3 separate regions of the Homo sapiens genome follow, and all the other regions are linked to region 1. Evidence: chromatin loops called from intact Hi-C (ENCODE). Cell type or tissue: endothelial cell of umbilical vein. All regions are shown on one strand. Links, peaks and the distances in the headings refer to the core of each region. The heading gives the core; the rest is flanking DNA.

Region 1 (5,000 bases), core at 1-5,000:
GGGGAGTACATCTTTTTGTATAATGATTCACTCAGAAGCCAAGAGTCCTTCCTACAATTCAAATTGTAACAGCAGTAGCTACTGTTTGTTGTTTATTTTCCGTTGTTTATTTATTAAGTATTATGTTAAATACTTCAGTATTTTTACAGATTTATGATGTAGTTGTCATACAAAGAGGTAGGTACACAGACATTTGCCAGATCATTCTCTGTCACACTGCTTAAAGAAAGAGAACGTTACAAATGCACTTTGAGCATCCGGTGTACACTTCAGTTGCATTTTCCTTCCTGCTCCTGAGAGATAACCACTATCTTCTTTAATGATTATCATTTCCGTGTTTATAGTTTTATATGTTTTTAGGTTTCATGGAAATAGTATTTTATTGTGTGTAATCTCTGCCGCTTGTATTTTTTCATTCAACATTTTGTTTTGTAAGAGTTGTCCATATTGATGAGTATTCCTCTGATAATTTTTGTATTTTATTGCTCTTTGAAAAATTCATTGAATGACTGTACCACTATTTATTCATTTTCCTGTTAATGAAACAGTGTTACTATGGAATTGTTGTACATGTCTCCTTGTACACAGACTTCTCTGGATACATATATCCAGGAGTGGAATTACTATGTAGTAGGATATGGACATCTTCAGATTGACTAGGTTGTTTCCTGTAGCGGTTGATTCAAGATGCACTCCATCAGGCAGTGTCTGAGTTCTCATTCTCTGCATACTAAACAACAGTTGGTGTCGTAAGACTTTAACATTTTTGTTAAGTAATAGTCTTATACTTTTTTTACGTGTATTTTTCTCATTATGTACTGTAAGTCCACTAATGTCAGTTGAGGAGATTGAGCCACAGAGAAGTAAAGTAACTTGTTCAAGGCCATGCAGTCAGAAGATATCTGGCCCCAGGAGAATCAATTGAATCTTGGAGGTGGAGGTTGCAGTGAGCCGAGATGGCAGTGTAAAGCACTAAGGAGCTTAAGCAAAACTCCCTCTAGAACTGTGGCTTTTAGAATCTTCATTTAGTAGAAAAGAAAGGCTTCATCAATACTCAAATTTCACCTTGATACGAGAGAACTTCAAACATTCTCCAGCAAAAGGCCTTTTTTTTTCCCTAAGGAGTTAGGACTATGGGTATGCACCTAAGAGCATCTGGACCCCTCAGGTAGAGTGAGAGAATAGAGAATGTCTCAGGACCTCTCTGGGCAGTAAAGCAGAACTAGGTCTTATTTATTTATTTATATTATTTTATTTATCTATCAATCAATCAGACAGAGTCTCACTCTGTCACCCAGGCTGGAGTGCAGTGGTGTGATCTTGGCTCACTGCAGTCTCTGCCTCCTGGTTTCAAGTGATTCTCATGCCTCAGCCTCCTGAGTAGCTGGGATGATAGGCATGCCACCATGCTTGCCAGGCTGGTCTTGAACTCCTGGCCTCAAGTGATGCACCTGCCTTGGCCTCCCAAAGTGCTGGGATTACAGGCATGATCCACTGTGCCCAGCTTGAACTGGTCATTAGTGAGAAAATGAGAGAACTAATTAAGAACCTGGAACCAACCTGGGTAACATAGACCCTGGTTCTACCAAAAAAAATAAAAATAATTAAAAAAATAGCTGGACGTGATGGTAAATGCTTGTGGTCCCAGCTACTCTGGAGGCTGAGGTAGAAGGACTGCTTGAGCCCAGGAGATCGAGGCTGCAGTGAGCTGTGATTACACCACTGCAGTCTAGCCTGGGCAACAGAGTAAGACCCTATCTTAAACAAAAACAAGAACAACCTGGAAACTTGGGTGATAGGCTACTTCTAGTGAGTATGAATGCATATGATTACTTTGTGACTAGGAAAAGGTTAATGAGTTAAGGTTAAGGTTACTTGCTAGGCTGTTTCTTGCACATTCTGTCTTCACTGGATCTGTTAAGCATTCTGGGACAGGAATCTTAGTACTGTGCAGCACTACTGAGCTAAAGACTGAGTTTGAGAGCGCCATCTGGTGGCTTTCTGTAGACATCCAATTTCATGAAAGAGGGACTTTCCCAGTGCCCCTATATCAGATATTATAAAAACACAAGAAAAAAAAATTAAACCACTTCAAGAACATACTCTACCATAGTTTTATCTCTGCAGAAGAAAGACAGGATCTCACTTAGTAGTGTAAGTAGAACCAATAATAAAAGTTATTATGCCAGGATCTTAGGATATTTCCAGTCAAGATGCCATTTTGGAGAGACACCGATCATTGGAATTTCATCTCCCAGTCCCTAATTTGCAAGGTATTATTTAGAGAATTTGACTATTTGTTTTTGACTTACATATTTTACCCTACTTGAATTAGTTATTAAGATTTCATGAGAGCTGTTAGTGGTACACTACATACATCGCTGGAGAGTTATAAAAATAGCATTGCATCCTTTTTTTAACCAGTCTAGATCACATCTATGAGAATTCACATCACAAATTTAATGGTTTGGCCCAAAATAGTAAATTTCTTTCCACAAGTAACTTGGCAAGTTCTAAAAAAATCCCTCAGTGACTCTGTTCAATTAATTATGGAGTACATAGGGAATTGAAAATTAAAATAAGCATGAATGGAGGCCATGTGGATCTTATTTTGTCTTTTAAGCACTCATAATACCTACTATCTCATAGGGATTTTAAGAAGTGGAGATATAGATACAGATATAGACATATTTTTTTGAGACAGAGTCTCACTCTGTTGCCCAGGAGTGCAGTGGTACAATCTTGGCTCAATGCAACCTCTGCCTCCTGGGTTCAAGTGATTCTCATCCCTCAGCCTCCCGAGTAGCCGAGACTACAGGTGCCCACCACCATGCCTGGCTAATTTTTGTATTTTTAATAGAGAGGGGTTTTCACCACGTTGGCCAGGCTGGTCTTGAACTCCTCACCTCAGGTGATCCACCCATCTTGGCCTCCCAAAGTGCTGGGATTACAGATGTGAGCCACTGAGCCCAGCCAAGAAGTATAATTTTTTTTTTTTTTTGAGACGGAGTTTCCGTCTTGTTGCCCAGGCTAGAGTGCAATGGCACAATCTTGACTCGGCGTGATTTCGGCTCACCGCAACTTCTGCCTCCTGGGTTCAAGTGATTCTCCTGCCTCAACCTCCCAAGTAGCTGGGATTACAGGCATGTGCCACCACGCCTGGCTAATTTTGTATTTTTAGTAGAGACGGTGTTTCTCCATGTTTGTCAGGCTGGTCTTGAACTCCTGACCTCAGGTGATCTGCCTGCCTCGGCCTCCCAAAGTGCTTGGATTATAGGCGTGAGCCATGCACCCGGCCAAAAGTATAATTTTTATAAGACACTTTTAGGCCGGGCTTGGTGGCTCAGGCCTGTAATCCCAGCATTTTGGGAGGCCGAGGCAGGCAGATCACCTGAGGTCGGGAGTTCAAGACCAGCCTGACCAACATGGAGAAACCCCATCTCTACTAAAAATACAAAATTAGCCGGGCGTGGTGGCGCATGCCTGTAATCCAGCTACTAGAGAGGCAGAGGCAGGAGAATCACTTGAACCCGGGAGGCGGAGGTTGGGGTGAGCCGAGATCACGCCATTGCACTCCAGCCTGAGCAATAAAAGCGAAATTCCGTCTCAAAAAAAAAAAAAAAAAAGGCCGGGTGCGCGGTTGCTCATGCCTGTAATCCCAGCACTTTGGGAGGCTGAGGCGGGCGGATCACGAGGTCAGGAGATCGAGACCAGCCTGGCTAACACAGTGAAACCCCATCTCTACTAAAAATACAAAAAATTAGCCAGGTGTCGTGGTGGGCGCCTGTAGTCCCAGCTACTTGGGAGGCTGAGGCAGGAGAATGGCGTGAACCCGGGAGGCGGAGCTTGCAGTGAGCCGAGATCACACCACCGCACTCCAGCCTGGGCAACAGAGCAAGACTCCGTCTCAAAAAAAAAAAAAAAAGACACTTTTAATTCCGTAGAGACGACTATAGTTTAAAATGTTGCTGGTTTGTACTCTATTATCCTGTTTATTCACTTAACATTCAAATAAATTTGAGTTATTCTGTGTATTAGAACTTTATTTTTAAAGTTCATCTTAAGCAATATCAGTGATAATTACAAAACTTTAAAAGTCCACATATTTTGCTTTTTCTAAGAAATCCCTTTTCTTCCCTTCCAGGTAACAAATATACTCTGGAGACTAGACCAAACCAAGAAGGCATTGATGTAAGACAAGAGCTACTGAAATTCCATTCTGCTTACTATTCATCCAACTTAATGGCTGTTTGTGTTTTAGGTCGAGGTAAGAACCCTTACAATTTTTTATAGAATTGGATAATATAAGTTTTTAATGTTGGCTTTTTCACAGTGTTAGAAGATGGATATAAGATAGAGCTGCTTATTTGCTCAGCATCTTTTGAAAATGATCTACTTGTTAGAGAATACATAGGTGGGGATTTTTATGTTTAAATCATTGTGTTCCCAAAAGAAGTTTAAGTGGAGATCTGAAAAAAAATACAAATTACTACAGTAATAGGTGCTCTAAGCATATAAAAGCAAGGCAAGCCCAGCCTGGGCAACATAGTAAGATCCTGTCTCTACCAAAAAAAATTTTTTTAAATTAGTGGGATGTGGTAGTCTGCACCTGTAGTCCTAGCTGCTAGGGAGGCTGAAGATCGCTTGAGCCCAGGAGTTAAAGGCTGCAGTTAAAGGCTGTGATCACCACACCACTGCACTCCAGCCTGGGTGGCAGAGAGAGATCTCATATTAAAAAAAAACACACAAAAAGGACAAAGATTGGCAGATTTGACCTTATAACAATTCAAAAAACTGGAAAAAAAAAAAGCAGATGATGATAAACTTGGGAAACCATTTGGAATGTAAACAATGGTTTGATTTTTAAAATGCAGATTAACTACTAACATTGTTTCCTGCTGTTAAATTATCACAGTTTTGTTTTGAAGTAATACCCACTGCCGATGGTGTTGCTTTTTTATATTGGTAATGATGGTATCAATTGCTCTAGTCTTTCTGGA
Region 2 (7,036 bases), core at 866-5,865, 120 kb before region 1:
CTACACATGAAACAGCAAATTATTTGATAATGGATTCAAATTATCTTAAAATGTATACAAATTCAAATTATCTTAAAATGTATACTTTAAATCCTAGACATACTACTAAAAAGGGAATATTTAAAAAGTATAAATAAGTCAATGGAAGAGATAAAAACATAAAAAGTGCTCAATTTAAATGAGGAAAGGCAGCTGGGTGCAGTGCCTCACACCTATAATCCCAGCACTTTGGGAGGCCAGGGCAGGTAAATCACTTGAGGTCAGGAGTTCGAAACCAGCCTGGCCAACATGGTGAAACCCCATCTCTAGTAAAAATTTAAAAATTAGCTGGGCATGGTGGTGTGTGCCTGTAGCCCCAGCTACTCAGGAGGCTGAGGCAGGAGAATCACTTGAACCCGGGAGGCAGAGGTTGCAGTGAGCCAAGATTGCACCACTGTACTCCGGCCTGGGCCACAGAGCAAGACTCTGTCTCAAATAAATAAATAAAAATAAAACATCATAGATTATAAATTTGATGAAAAAGCAAGACCCAACTACATGCTGTCTATAAGAAACCCACTTTAAATATAAAGACTTAGACCAAAAGTAAAGAGATGGAGAAGGATACATCATACAAATAGCAATCAAAGGAAAGCTAGAAAACCTGTATTCATTTCAGACAAAACAGACTTCAGAACAAGAGCTTATCAGAAATAAAAGTGGATATTACATAATGATAAAGAGGTCAATTCTCCAAGGAGATATAATAATCCTAAATGTATATGCACCCAACAACAGAGTTTCAGATACACGAGGCAAAAACTGATAGAACTAATAAAAAAAATAGATAAATCTACAATTAGAGATTTCAATACTCCTCTCTAAGTCACTGATAGAACAAATAGGCAGAAACTCAGTAAGGCCGTGGATGACCTGAATAGCACTATCAATCAACTTGATCAAAGTGACACATACAGAACACTTCATGCAACAAAAGCAGAATACAAATTTTTCTCATGTGGGTAGCACACAAACAAAGCATTATCAGAATAACACTGCAAGGGCTCTAAAAACTAAATTGTCAGTGGAACCACAGCCCATAAAAGTGAGCCTGGATCTGTATGCTAAGCCTAAACAGGGTGAATGCCAGCTAAAAAATACTTAAATAGGATCCTGAATCTCCTAACATAATACCCAAAATCTTCAAGGTACAATAGGAAATCACTTATCATATATCAAGAACCACAAAAATCACAAGTTGAATGAGAAAAGACAATCAATAGATGGCAACAACAAGAAAACTCAGATGTTGGAATTGTCTGGCAAGGATTTTAAAGCAGCCATCAAAAAATGCTCCAAAAAGAAATTAAAATACTCCTGGAAAAGAAAAAAATCCTAGCTAAGAAACAAGGTATAAAAAAAGCAAATGAAAATTATAAAACTAAAAATAAAAAAGCAATAACTGAAAAAACACCTCATTGAATGGGTTTAACAGTAGGTTAGAGATGACAGAAGGAGACTCAGTGAATATGAAGACAGATCAATAGAATTTCCCCAATGTGAACAACAAAGAGAATATATGTATCTATAAGAAATATATTCTACATATCTCCTGAGGGACCAAAATAAAAGATCTAACATTTGTGTCATCAAAGTCATAGGGGCAGATGAAAAAGAGTATAGGGCTGAAAAATATTCAAAGAATTAATAGATGAAAATTTCCCAAGTTTTGGTGAAAGGCATAAGCCTACAGATTCAAGAAGCTAAACAAAACCCAAATAGAATAAACTCAACGAAATATAAGTAGACAAAATATAATCAAGTTTCTAAAGACAAAAAAGTTTTGAAAGCAGCTATAGGGAGACTGCCTATAAGGGAACAATTACTTGAATGGCAGTGGATTTCTCATTTCATAGAGGCCAGAAGAAAATGGAAATATTTCAAATGCTGGAAAAAAATAATTGTCAACCCTGAATTCCACAGCCAGTGAAAATACCTTTCAGGAATGAAGGGGAAATCAAGACATTCTTAGACAAAGAAAAACAATTTCTGTCCAGCAGACCCACCCTTAAAGACTACTTCCCACCAAAGAAAGCTTGAAACTTTAGGAAGTTTAATTTCAGAATTAAATGGGGAAAAATAGGGTAAATATAGTATCTTTCTCCTCATGAGTATAGAATACTCAATAGGCAAAAAACTGAAACTTGACAAATCTCCTATGTTTTATAAAAATTTTTAAATGGATCATGAATATAAATGTTAAACCATAAAGTTATAAAATTCCTAAAAGAAAACATAGGTCTGACTGTAGTGTATGTTAAGTATGCGGAACTGGCAAGCAATGAGGCTACAAAGCAACATTAAACTCTAATACAGGCTGGGAGCAGTGACTCACACCTGCAATCCCAGCACTTTGGGAGGCCGAGGTAGGAGGATCAGTTGAGACCAGGAGTTCAAGATCAGCCTGGCCAACGTGGCGAAACCCCATCTCTACTAAAAATACAAAAAATTAGCCAGGCATGGTGGTATGTGCCTGTAATCCCAGCTACTCGGGAGGCTGAGGCAGGAGAATCACTTGAACTCAGGAGGCAGAGGTTGCAGTGAGCCAAGATCACACCACTGCACTCGCGCCACTGTACTTCAGCCTGGGCTACAGAGCAGGCTGTTTGTTTTTGTCTGAAAAAACAAAACAGAGCCGGGCGTGGTGGCTCACGCCTGCAATCCCAGCACTTTGGGAGGCCGAGGCGGGCGGATCACGAGGTCAGGAGATCGAGACCATCCTGGCTAACATGGTGAAACCCCTCTCTACTAAAAATACAAAAAATTAGCCAAGCATGGTGGCGGGCATCTGTAGTCCCAGCTACTCGGGAGGCTGAGGCAGGAGAATGGCGTGAGCCTGGAAGGCGGAGCTTGCAGTGAGCTGAGATCACTCCACTGCACTCCAGCCTGGGTGACAGAGCAAGACTCCGTCGCAAAAACAAAAACAAAAACAAAAAACAAAACCCTAATACAGGAATCAGCAAACTTTTTCTTGAAAAGCCAGATAGCAAATATTTTAGGCTATTGTTCAATGACCTGGATGCAATGACTCAACTTTGCCACTGCAGTGCAAAGGCAGCCAAAGACAACATGTAAACAGTGTCCAATGAAATTATTTGCAATAACAGGCATCCAGCCTGCTAGCCACAGTTTGCCAAACCCTGCTCTAGTTAGTATATTTTTCATCAGTAATATAGGTTAGAAATTGTGAAATTACTTAGTGTGTTTTCTAAGATTGAGGAAATTCGAAAATATATTGTGGGTAACAGCCAGGTTTTTCAATGTCTTAAAAGAGAGCACAAATACGCAATGAAAAGACATTTATATGCATGTATATATATACATACACACATACATAATAAAATATTAACAAAAGAGAAATTTGAAAGTACACAGAGGAATTATTTGTACTATTTAAAGCTTTTTCTTCTTAAATAATTTCAGACTTACAGAAAAGTTTAAGAGAATTTAAAAATAGCTTACTGCTGTATATTTTCCTGGACACTACTAAGTGGTTTCTGTATATTTTCACACTTTTCCTCCAAAGCACAGAATCTCTCTGTCCAAAGATTCATTAACTTGCAAAGTTCCTGTAAGAAAGGTGTGGGAAGTGAAGAGACTTAAAATTATGACACTTGAACATTTTTTATGACTGATAACAAAACAAGAAGTATTGTCCATAGGTGAGAATTATATAAATTCTTGACAAGAGATAAAGTTAACTTTACCTTTCTTCTACAGAGGAAAGCAGTGGAAGTGATATTAAAATGTAGGATTTGTTTTTTTTTTTAGAGACAGGGTCTCACTCTGTTGTCCAAGCTGTAGTGCAGTGGCACAATCAAGGCTCACTGCAGCTTCAACCTCCTGGGCTCAAGGGATCCTCCTTCCTCAGCCTCCAAGTAGTTGGGACTACACAGGCATGAGCCACCATGCCTGGCTAATTTAAACAAATTTTTTTTGTAGAGACGTGATCTCGCTATGTTGACCAGGCTGGTCTTGAACTCCTAGCCTCAAGTGATCACCCTGCCTCAGCCTCTCAAAGTGCTGAGATTACAGACATGAGCCATCACATCCAGCCAGGATTTTTTAAAAAGTAAATAATTAGCAAACTTTACTATTTTAGCTGTAAGTAACAAATTACTTTCAGTGTACCTCAAAACTAATCAAACAACCCATATATCACATTATGTTTAAGACCCACTTTGACAGATATATATAGTTGCTTTTTAACTGATAACACTGCTAGAAGGGAAAATTAATGTGATATACTAACGGGTCAAGCAATCCAAAAATATTATCAATTACTGGAGCTAAAAAATGTTACAGAACCTAGTTGGATCATATTAACAAAATGTAAATAGTCTTATCTTTGCTCATATTTTACATCTTTGAAAACAAGCTCTTATAGGCATATAACATGCTACATTGCAAAATGAAGAAGCCATCCTAATGACCAAAGAAGAGCTGAAAATGCATCCAACATTCTTATTCACTCTTCAGTCTGCTGGTTGGCCAGTATCTCTGAATAACACATCAGTTGACAATACATATCTAACATTCTGATTATGAATAAAGTCTGTCAGTATTTTTACTAGTCTCAAAGGTATTATCAGATTAATAATTTGAATGCTAATGCAGGTATTATATTTATCTATATGTAAATGTGTTCAAAGTTTTACATAATTATTTTAGTAGTGCTCATTTCAAGTTCTGGAAAACCTAAGAAATAGCTCACATACTGAACTTGCTTCCTTAAAGCCAGGAAAGCCAAACCATTCATGCTAAGATACTTTTCAGATCAGATTTTTTTGTATTGTTTTTTTAAAGAGCTGTCTAACAATTTTAAGCATTTCAAAACAGCAAATTTATAAAAAGGGGATCAGCCTTAGAATATACACCTAAAAAGTTCTCAACGGGTTTAAGGGAAATACCCTATGTAGATGTATGAGAAAATGCTGCAGTTTTAAGTTGCCAAAAAACACACAAAAGAGCCACTCAAACATGGATGCTTTTCAGGTAGTATGATCACTACCACCTTCTGCAAGATGATCTACATACTATTAGATGCTCACAGGGTCTCAGTTTCCTCATTAAAAATCTGACTAGTAATAGAATTTATATCTATATTGATGGGAGGAATAAACACAGTGAATTGCTCAATAAATGTTAACTATTATAAGAGTTCTGTCATATTATAATAAGCTCATTTAATAAAACTTTAGACAGTCATTATTAAAGTCTTAAGAATACCAGAAGCTGTTTTTCAGATATCTGATATTTACAGATTATGGTTTGAAGGCTTGGTTTTGGTTTAAAGCCTCATATAATGAGGAACAGTTTACAGGGAAGATAAATCATGAATTACATTTATAATCAATAAGAATTAAAAGTTGTATCGATTTACTATGTTTTAAATGTCTATCAGTGAGACAGAAATAAGAGAAAGTAGGACTTGGTTTATGAAAGACAACTATCCATGCCATCCTAGAAACAACTTAGCAGGTTTTAATGTAGATACATTTTCACTTTAAATGTTATAACCATTCTTCTCTAAAGGTATGTTTTTCCAGATTCATCTTTCATCTTGATGTGAGAAAAGGACTGTTTTGTCATATTGTGGTTCTGCATGGGGTTCTAGATGTAGCAAAACTTCAAATATTAAGAGAAGTATTCTCAATTGTTCTACAATAATTACTGTTATAAGCAACAGTGGCTATGGTATTTTCAGGTTTCAGCTTTTACAGTATTCAGATTGTGTAACATAGATTAATTATCAAGTCATATCAAATCATCCTAAAACTCTCTTTCTGTACTCCCCAAGTCCGCTAAACAACATACCTGGGAATGGGTCTGCTTTATTGTCTTCAGGTCTTCAGTTAGGTTTCCACATTGCTTTTGTGACTCAACCAAGGAACAAATGGTATTTTCTTGTAGTTCATGTAGATTGTTACACAGTATACTGAGAAAGCCATCTAGTTCCTTTTTTTGATCTTCTATCTTTGAAGAAACAAAAATGAGTTTCCTTCTTAAACAACACATCAATTTTGAGATATTAAGAACATAGCATTTGTTACCTTATCGGCCACTGTCAATGAAGTCTTGAAAATATGCTTTAGTTGACTATTGATTTTCAGTATAGACACCACAGTTGGGGATAAAATCATTTCCAGTGAACTTAGAAGATCAGTCTTGAGTACATTCTGGTTTCAGAAATAAACAAATAGGTCTTTAAAAAGAATATTTCCACTTCTGTAAACCTTTCTAAATGATATCTTAAATACTTTGGTAGCTAAACATTCACATTAAAATTTACATTTCCATTCTCCATTCTTTTTTTTTTTTTTTTTTTTTGAGACGGAGTCTCATTCTGTCACCCAGGTTGGAGTACAGTGGCAACATCTTGGCTCACTGCAACCTCTGCCTCCTGGGTTCAAGTGATTCTCCTGCCTCAGCCTCCGGAGTAGCTGGGATTATAGGTGTGAGCCACCACACCCAGCTAATTTTTGTATTTTTAGTAGAGATGGGGTTTCGCCATGTTGGCCAGGCTGGTCTGGAACTCCTGACCTCAGGTGATCCGCCCCCCGTGGCCTCCCAAAGTGCTGAGATTACAGGCGTGAGCCACCGCGCCCGGCCCCATTCTCCATTTTTTATACTCTACATAGATAAATCAATACAATAATACAATAATTTATTATATTACAATAAATATAATAATTTCTCTTTTTTCAAGCCCAGTGAAAACACAGAATTTCTTTTTTTCTTTTTTTGAGATATAGTTTCACTCTCGTGGCCCAGGCTGGAGTGCAATGGCGTGATCTTGGCTCACTGCAACCTCCGCCTCCTGGGTTCAAGCGATTCACCTGCCTCAGCCTCCCAAGTAGCTGGGATTACAGGCACCTGCTACCACGCCTAGCTAATGTTTGTATTTCAGTAAAGACAGGGTTTCACCATGTTGGCCAGGCTGGTCTCGAACTCCTGACCTCAAGTGATCCACCCACCTTGGCCTCCCAAAGTGCTG
Region 3 (7,036 bases), core at 901-5,900, 310 kb before region 1:
AGGCAAAAGACGAGTGCTAGAAAAGAAGAAGGGATAAAAAAATGCCAGGAAAAGCAACCCAAGCACTCACCAATGGATGAATGCATCAGCAAAATGTGGTATAAACATGCAATGGAATGCGATTCAGCCTCAAAAAGAAAGGAAATCCTGTCACGTGCTACAACATGGAAGTACCTTGAGGACATTATGCTAAGTGAAATAAGGTAGTCACAAAAAGAAAATACTGTATCATTCCACTTATACGAGGTATCTAAAATAGTCAAATTCATAGAAACAGAAAGTGGAATGCTGGTTGCCGGGGTGAGGGTACAGGGGAGATGGGGAGTTGTTTAATGGATATAGAGTTTCAGTTTTGCAAGATGAATACGTTCTGGAGATCTGTTGCATGACAATGTGAATATCCTTAACACTACTGATCTGTACGCTGAAAAATGGTTACCATGATTTTTTAAAAACAGAGGGGCTTAGAAGAGAAGAAGAGTATCCAGAGGAGGGGTCATTGGAACTGTGAACTGGAAAGTGGATACCATTTGGATATTCCAGGGTGGTGAAAAAACTCATAGGCAAGTCCTATGCAAAGAAGTTGGTGGGAACAGGGACCGCTAATGTGGAGAGAGGACATGGCCAGGGAAGTGAAAGTATGGCCAGGGTGGTGAGCATGGGGCTGCTTGCCTGAGAAAAGGGTGGAGACAGATAGGTAAGCAGAGAGTTGGGCCCTTATTGTTGTTTTGCTCCTACAGAAGCTAACACCATGGCTGGCACAACATAGGTGTTCGATAAATATTTGCCTAACAAATAATCTGGACACAGGAACAGAGTGGTTTGTAAGTAAAGAGCAACCAATAAATATTTAATTATGATATCACAGAGTTTGTCTTGCAAATGCTATCTAAAATAAAATAGTTAAAAGTTGTTTTCATTGTATCAGTAGTAGTATTTCAACATTAGGAAATCTTTCAAGATATTCAGTTAAGTTCTAAAACTATAGCATTGTTATTTTCAGCAGAGTTACAATAAAACAGTTTGTTATTAAAAAGTTAGTTTTGTGTTTTGTGTTTTGAGACAGTTTCGTTCTTGTCGCCCAGACTGGAGTGCAGTGGCACGACCTCAGCTTATTACAACCTCGGCCTCCTGGGTTCAAGCAATTCTCCTGCCTCAGGTTCTGGAGTAGCTGGAATTACAGGCACCCACCACCACACCCAGCTAATTTTTTAATTTGTAGTAGAGATGGGGTTTCTCCATGTTGGCCAGGCTGGTCTTGAACTCCTGACCTCAGGTGATCCGCCCTCTTCAGCCTCCCAAATTGCTGGGATTAGACACATGAGCCACCACACCCGGCTAGAAAGTTAGCATTTTAAGAAAAATCTGTGGCATTAAAAATTGTGATTCTACAGAGCCATTATATATTTTCCATATCATCTTTTAAAAATTCAGGATATAATATTTCATAACAAAAATGGTTTGATCTTTCAACGGATCTGTGATTTCTCAGTAAATTATATTCCTACTATTCCTTAAATAATAAAATTTCTAAGTAATAGGAAAATAGTTGGCTGGGCACAGTGGCTCATGCCTGTAATCTCAGCACTTTGTGGGGCCAGTCAGAAGGATCGCTTGAGGCCAGGAGTTTGAGACTGGCCTGGGCAACATAGCTAGACCCCATCTCTACAAAAAAACTTTTTTAAAATAAATTAAAAATTAAATTTTTAAATTAAAAAAGTTTTAAAAAATCTATTCAAAATCTCTGATACGACTTACCTCATTTTTCTGTTTATAAAATCCTAGAGGTCATGGTATTTCTATGAATATTAGAATGTTACTACTGGTCTAATCCACCTGCTCCTTGGAACATGCCATGGTTTTGTACATTTCTGAGCCTTTATACGTGTTACTTCCTTTATCTAGAATGCATTTCCCAAACTAGTTTTCCTGTCTCTAACAGGGGGATAATAATAGTGTCACCTTCCTCAAATGGTGGTTGTGATGATTACACGACTTCTAAGCATTTGTTAGGTAAAGTATTTAGGAGAGGGTTTGACACATAATGAGCATCAATAAGTGTCAGTTATTACCATTATCTTACAAGACTTTGTTCAAATGCCACTTATTTTGTAATTTGCTGCTATCTCCCATAAATCTTTTGAACATGTCTTTACTGAAGTTCTTATCCCTTAATACTGTTGTTTTGTTATATATTTGTCCACCTTGCTGGGCCATGTGCTATGCAAAGGCAAGGCATGTGCCTCATGCTTCTTTAGATTCAAGGCATCTAGATGATGTTAGGTATGTAGTGGGCATGTACTGAATGGAAGTACTTCCAAGTGAATGGAAGACTTAAGTAGGAATGATAAAGACACTGATGAATCAAAACAAGTATGAGTACTCTAGCCTAGGCAACAAGAGCGGAACTCCGTCTCAAAAAAAAAAGAAGAAAAGAGAAAAGAAATCACTAAAGATCTTGCCGTCTTCTCTCTAGTATCTTTAGCAACTGTTCTACTCAAAACAAGTATGAGGAATGTTTACTACTTCATTAAACTGGTGTTTTTCTAATTTGACAAGGAAATTCTAGACTAATTGTTTTAATTAACTATAATTATTCTTTTTCTTTTTCTTTTTTTTTTTTTTTTTTTTTTTTTGAGACGGAGTCTCGCTCTGTCGCCCAGGCCGGACTGCGGACTGCAGTGGCGCAATCTCGGCTCACTGCAAGCTCCGCTTCCCGGGTTCACGCCATTCTCCTGCCTCAGCCTCCCGAGTAGCTGGGACTACAGGCGCCCGCCACCGCGCCCGGCTAATTTTTTGTATTTTTAGTAGAGACGGGGTTTCACCTTGTTAGCCAGGATGGTCTCGATCTCCTGACCTCATGATCCACCCGCCTCGGCCTCCCAAAGTGCTGGGATTACAGGCGTGAGCCACCGCGCCCGGCCTCTTTTTCTTTATCTTCATGCAAATCTAGGTGTTTTTTTAAGAGAAGGCTCAAAATCTCTTCCATCTTCGTTTCTCTGGGTTCTGAATAAAAATAATTGCTATAGTAGAAACTTCACCAAATAAATACTTGGTAAACCTTATACCTCTTCAGTTTGTTACGTTAGGGTCTTCTGATTGAATAATTTACAGCTGCTTTTGTTGGTCTTTTCTCAGACATAAATCTTAAAACGTTTGCATCCTGGCCAATACAGAATCAACACAGTGCTAGAGTCGTAGAGCTAGATTATGGTGCTACCTAGTGGTCAATTTTTGGCACATACGTCATTGAAACTGTCTCATGCTCTTGCACGTTTTCATTCTATTTTTTTATACTGACAATTGTAAAATGTCATTAGAAATCACTAAAGATCGGCCAGGCACGGTGGCTCAAGCCTATAATTCCAGCACTCTGGGAGGCCGAGGTGGGCAGATCACGAGGTCAAGAGGTAGAGACCATCCTGGCCAACATGGTGAAACCCGTCTTCACTGAAAATACAAAAAATTAGCTGGGCATGGTGGCGGGCGCCTGTAGTCCCAGTTACTTGGGAGGCTGAGGCAGGAGAATCGCCTGAACCCCAGAGCCGGAGGTTGCAATGAGCTGAGATCGCGCCACTGTACTCTAGCCTGGGCAATGAGAGTGAAACTCTGTCTCAAAAAAAAAAGAAAAAAGAAAAGAAAAGAGAAAAGAAATCACTAAAGATCTTGCTCTCTTCTCTCTAGTATCTTTAGCAACTGTTCTATGTGTCATTTCTCTTCCATTCACCTAGTTTGCATCTCTTCAACGAATAGAGAATTTAAAGGCATACTTCAAGACCTGTCAGATACCCTTTTCTCCCACAGGAAACTGGAACTTTTACAGGCAGAATTCATGACACCAGCTTCTTTGGGCCATGCTACCACACGCCCCCTCTGACTCCAGGCAGATCTCAAAGGCTGCCCATGACAAAGGCACGCCCCTTTGCACACATTCTTCTAAACAATCATTCCCTTTCCCTCTTTTGAAACCAAACAATTCCTTCAAAAACACAGTTTCAGGCATAAAATAGGAAATAGTACTAAACAAACGGAAATATTTTGCTTTAAATACTGAAGCCATTTGTTTACATTAAGAAATAGTTTGCATTCAAAGCCCATAAATGAAAAGAATCATGAATCATCCATCACAAGGGGACTTTATAGATAAGAAATAAGCTCTGGCCTGAACAATTGTATGAAGTATGAACAACTCTTCTCTGGGAGTTTTTGCTGAGTCATTTTTCAGGAAGTGGGCTGTCCAGGGAGATTTCTACGGAGGAACAATCGACAATATTTTCATATTAATAACCTCCAGTTGCTTTATTGTTCTCGAAACTTTTGTTAATGAGTATTTTCCTGTTCGGTGAAAAAAACATTAATCAAAAGACAAAGCCTAATCTGATTTATTTGTATGTGTTTGGGGTTCTTTTCTTCTATAAGTGATGTTAAATATATTTAACTAAGAGTTAGCTAATTGCAAACCTAATTGTCTTCATTAACTGAGTATAATCTCAGGAAATATTTTGTCCTGAACTTTATTTTTAAATATATGTGCAATAACAGGTTTTGGAGGGATGGTAAATACAGGCTGATACAGTTTGGATATTTGTCCCCACCCAAATCTCGGGTGGAAATATAATCCCCAGTGTTCAAGCTGGGGCCTGGTGGGAGGTGTTTGGGTCATGGGGACAGATCTCTCATAGCCTGGTGCTGTCCTCACCATAGTAAGTAAGTTCTGATGAGATCTGGTTTTTTAAAAGAGTGTGGCACCTCCTGGACTTGCTCCTGCTGCCACCATGTGAGATGCCTTCTTCCCTTCACCTTCTGATTGTAAGCATCCTGAGGCCTCCCAACAAGCTGAGCAGAAGCCCCGCCATGCTGCCATGCTTCCTGTACAGCCTGCAAAACCATGAGCCAATTCAACCTCTTTACTTTATACATTACCCAGCCTTGGGTATTTTTTTTGTTTTTTGTTTTTTGTTTTGAGACAGAGTCTCACTCTGCCACCCAGGCTGGAGTACAATGGCATGATCTCAGCTCACTGCAACTCCACCTTTCAGGTTCAGGCAATTCTTGTGCCTCGGCCTCCCAAATAGCTGGAATTACAGGCACCTGCCACCATGCCCAGCTAATTTTTGTATTTTTAGTAGAGATGGGGTTTTGCCATATTGGCCAGGCTGGTCTCAAACTCCTGACCTCAAGTGATCTGCCTGTCTCAGCCTCTCAAACTGTTCGAATTAAGGCGTGAATCACCATGCCCAGCTTTCAGGTATTTCTTTCTTTCTTTTTTTTTAAGGCAGAGTCTCACACTGTCACCCGGGCTGGAGTGCAGTGAGGCGATCTCGGCTCACTGCAATCTCCACCTCCCAGGTTCAAACAATTCTCCCTTAGCCTCCCAAGTAGCTGGGATTACAGGCACCTGCCACCACGCCCAGCTAATTTTTTGTATTTTTAGTAGAGACAGGGTTTCACCATGTTGGCCAGGCTGGTCTTGAACTCCAGACCTCATGATTCGCCTGCCTCGGCCTCCCAAAGTGCTGGGATTACAGGCATGAGCCGCCGCGCCCAGCCTCATGTATTTCTTTAGAGCAACACAAGAATGGCCTAACAAACAGGCATACTTTGCTTTATTGCACTTCATATACATTGCATTTTTTAAAATAAATTGAAGGTTATGGCAACCCTGTGTCAAGCAAGTCTATTGGCACATTTTTTCAACATCATGTGCTCACTTAGCATCTCTGTGTAACATTTTGGTAAATCTTGCAATATTTCAAACTTTTTCATTATTATTATATTTTCTGTGGTTATCTGTAATCGATGATCTTTGATGTTACTATTGTGATTGTTTTGTGGCATCACGAACTGCATCAAACTTAATCAGTAAATGTTGTGCATGTTCTGACTGCTCCAACTACCAGTTGAGTTCCCCATCTCTCTTCCTCTCCGTGAGTCTCCTTATTCCCTGAGACACATGATATTGAAATTAGGCCAATTAGTAATCCTACAATGGTCTGCCTGTAAGTGTTCAAGTGAGAGGAAGAGTCAGACATCTCTCATTTTAACTCAAAAGCTAGAAATGATTAAGCTTAATGAGGAAGGCATGTCAAAAGCCAAGAGAGGCTGAAAGCTAAGCCTCTTGTACCAAACAGCCAAGTTGTGAACGCAAAGGAAAAGTTCCAGGGAACCCATGAGTGATAAAGAGACAGCCCTATGGCTACCATGGAAAAAGCTTTAGTGCTCTGAATAGAAGATCAAACCAGCCACAACATTCCCTTAAAACCAAACCCTAATCCAAAACAAGGCCCTAACTCTCTTCAATTCTATGAAGGCTGAGAAGGGTGAGGAAGCTGCAGAAGAAAGGTTAGAAGTTAGTAGAGGTTGGTTCATGAGGTTTAAGGTAAGAAGTTGTCTTCATAGCATAAAAGTGCAAGTGACACAATTAAATGAGTCACACAATTTTTTTTAACCCCTAGTGAAGATGCTGCGAACATCACTGAAATGACAACAAAGGATTTGGAATGTTGCATAAACTTAGTTGATAAAGCAGTAGCAGGGTTTGAGAGGATGGATGCCAATTTTGAAAGACGTTCTAATGTGGATAAAATGCTAACAAACAGCATTACTTGCTACAGAGAAATCTTTCATGAAAGGAAGAGTAAATTGATGTGGCAAACTTCATTGTTGTCTTATTTCAAGAAATTGCCATAGCCACCTCAACTTTAGCAACCACCACCCTGATCAGTCAGCAGCCATCCACATCAAGGCAAGACCCTCCACCAGCAAAAAGATGATGACTCACTGAAGACTCAGGTGATTGTTAGCACTTTTTAGCAATAAAGTTGTTTATTTTTTTTGTGAGACAAGTTCTCATCATTTTGTAGCCCAGGCTGGAGTGCAATCAGAGCTTACTGCAGCCACGACATTGCAGGCTCAGGTGATCCTCCCACCTCTGCCTCCTGAGTAGTTGGGACTACAGGCATGCACCACCACTCCTGGCTAATTTTGTATTTTTTGTAGAGGCAGGGTTTCACCATGTTGCCCAGGCTGGTCTCAA

The links. A loop is a pair of places that touch in the nucleus more often than their neighbours do. Peaks named below come from ENCODE experiments on the same cell type or tissue, not always from the same donor. Only the 100,000 strongest peaks of a DNase experiment are listed, where the experiment ranks them.
Region 2: a loop joins it to region 1, with 4 times the contacts of the local background. A loop is called at or near these places in 12 of 110 quality-filtered maps.
Region 3: a loop joins it to region 1, with 9 times the contacts of the local background. A loop is called at or near these places in 2 of 110 quality-filtered maps.

Annotation. Positions count from the first base shown.
Region 1 is chr10:92,514,187-92,519,186 of GRCh38, reverse strand. It overlaps IDE (insulin degrading enzyme), which reads left to right. Exons shown (of 25, transcript NM_004969.4): 5 at 4,145-4,267. Among named protein-coding and RNA genes, the nearest start is that of IDE, 57 kb to the left of the region's middle. In endothelial cell of umbilical vein, for the core only: a CTCF peak has its summit at 1,999 (motif pointing left); a DNase peak (open chromatin) is centred at 1,956.
Region 2 is chr10:92,636,366-92,643,401 of GRCh38, reverse strand. KIF11 (kinesin family member 11) reads right to left here. Exons shown (of 22, transcript NM_004523.4): 15 at 6,093-6,218; 16 at 5,857-6,015; 17 at 3,502-3,608. Among named protein-coding and RNA genes, the nearest start is that of KIF11, 47 kb to the right of the region's middle. In endothelial cell of umbilical vein, for the core only: no CTCF peak of the experiment used is centred there; a DNase peak (open chromatin) is centred at 3,071; H3K27ac peaks cover 618 bases.
Region 3 is chr10:92,819,346-92,826,381 of GRCh38, reverse strand. No RefSeq gene overlaps it. Among named protein-coding and RNA genes, the nearest start is that of EXOC6, 26 kb to the left of the region's middle. RefSeq lists an enhancer at 3,976-4,270. In endothelial cell of umbilical vein, for the core only: a CTCF peak has its summit at 3,247 (motif pointing left); DNase peaks (open chromatin) are centred at 3,211 and 4,071; H3K27ac peaks cover 2,294 bases.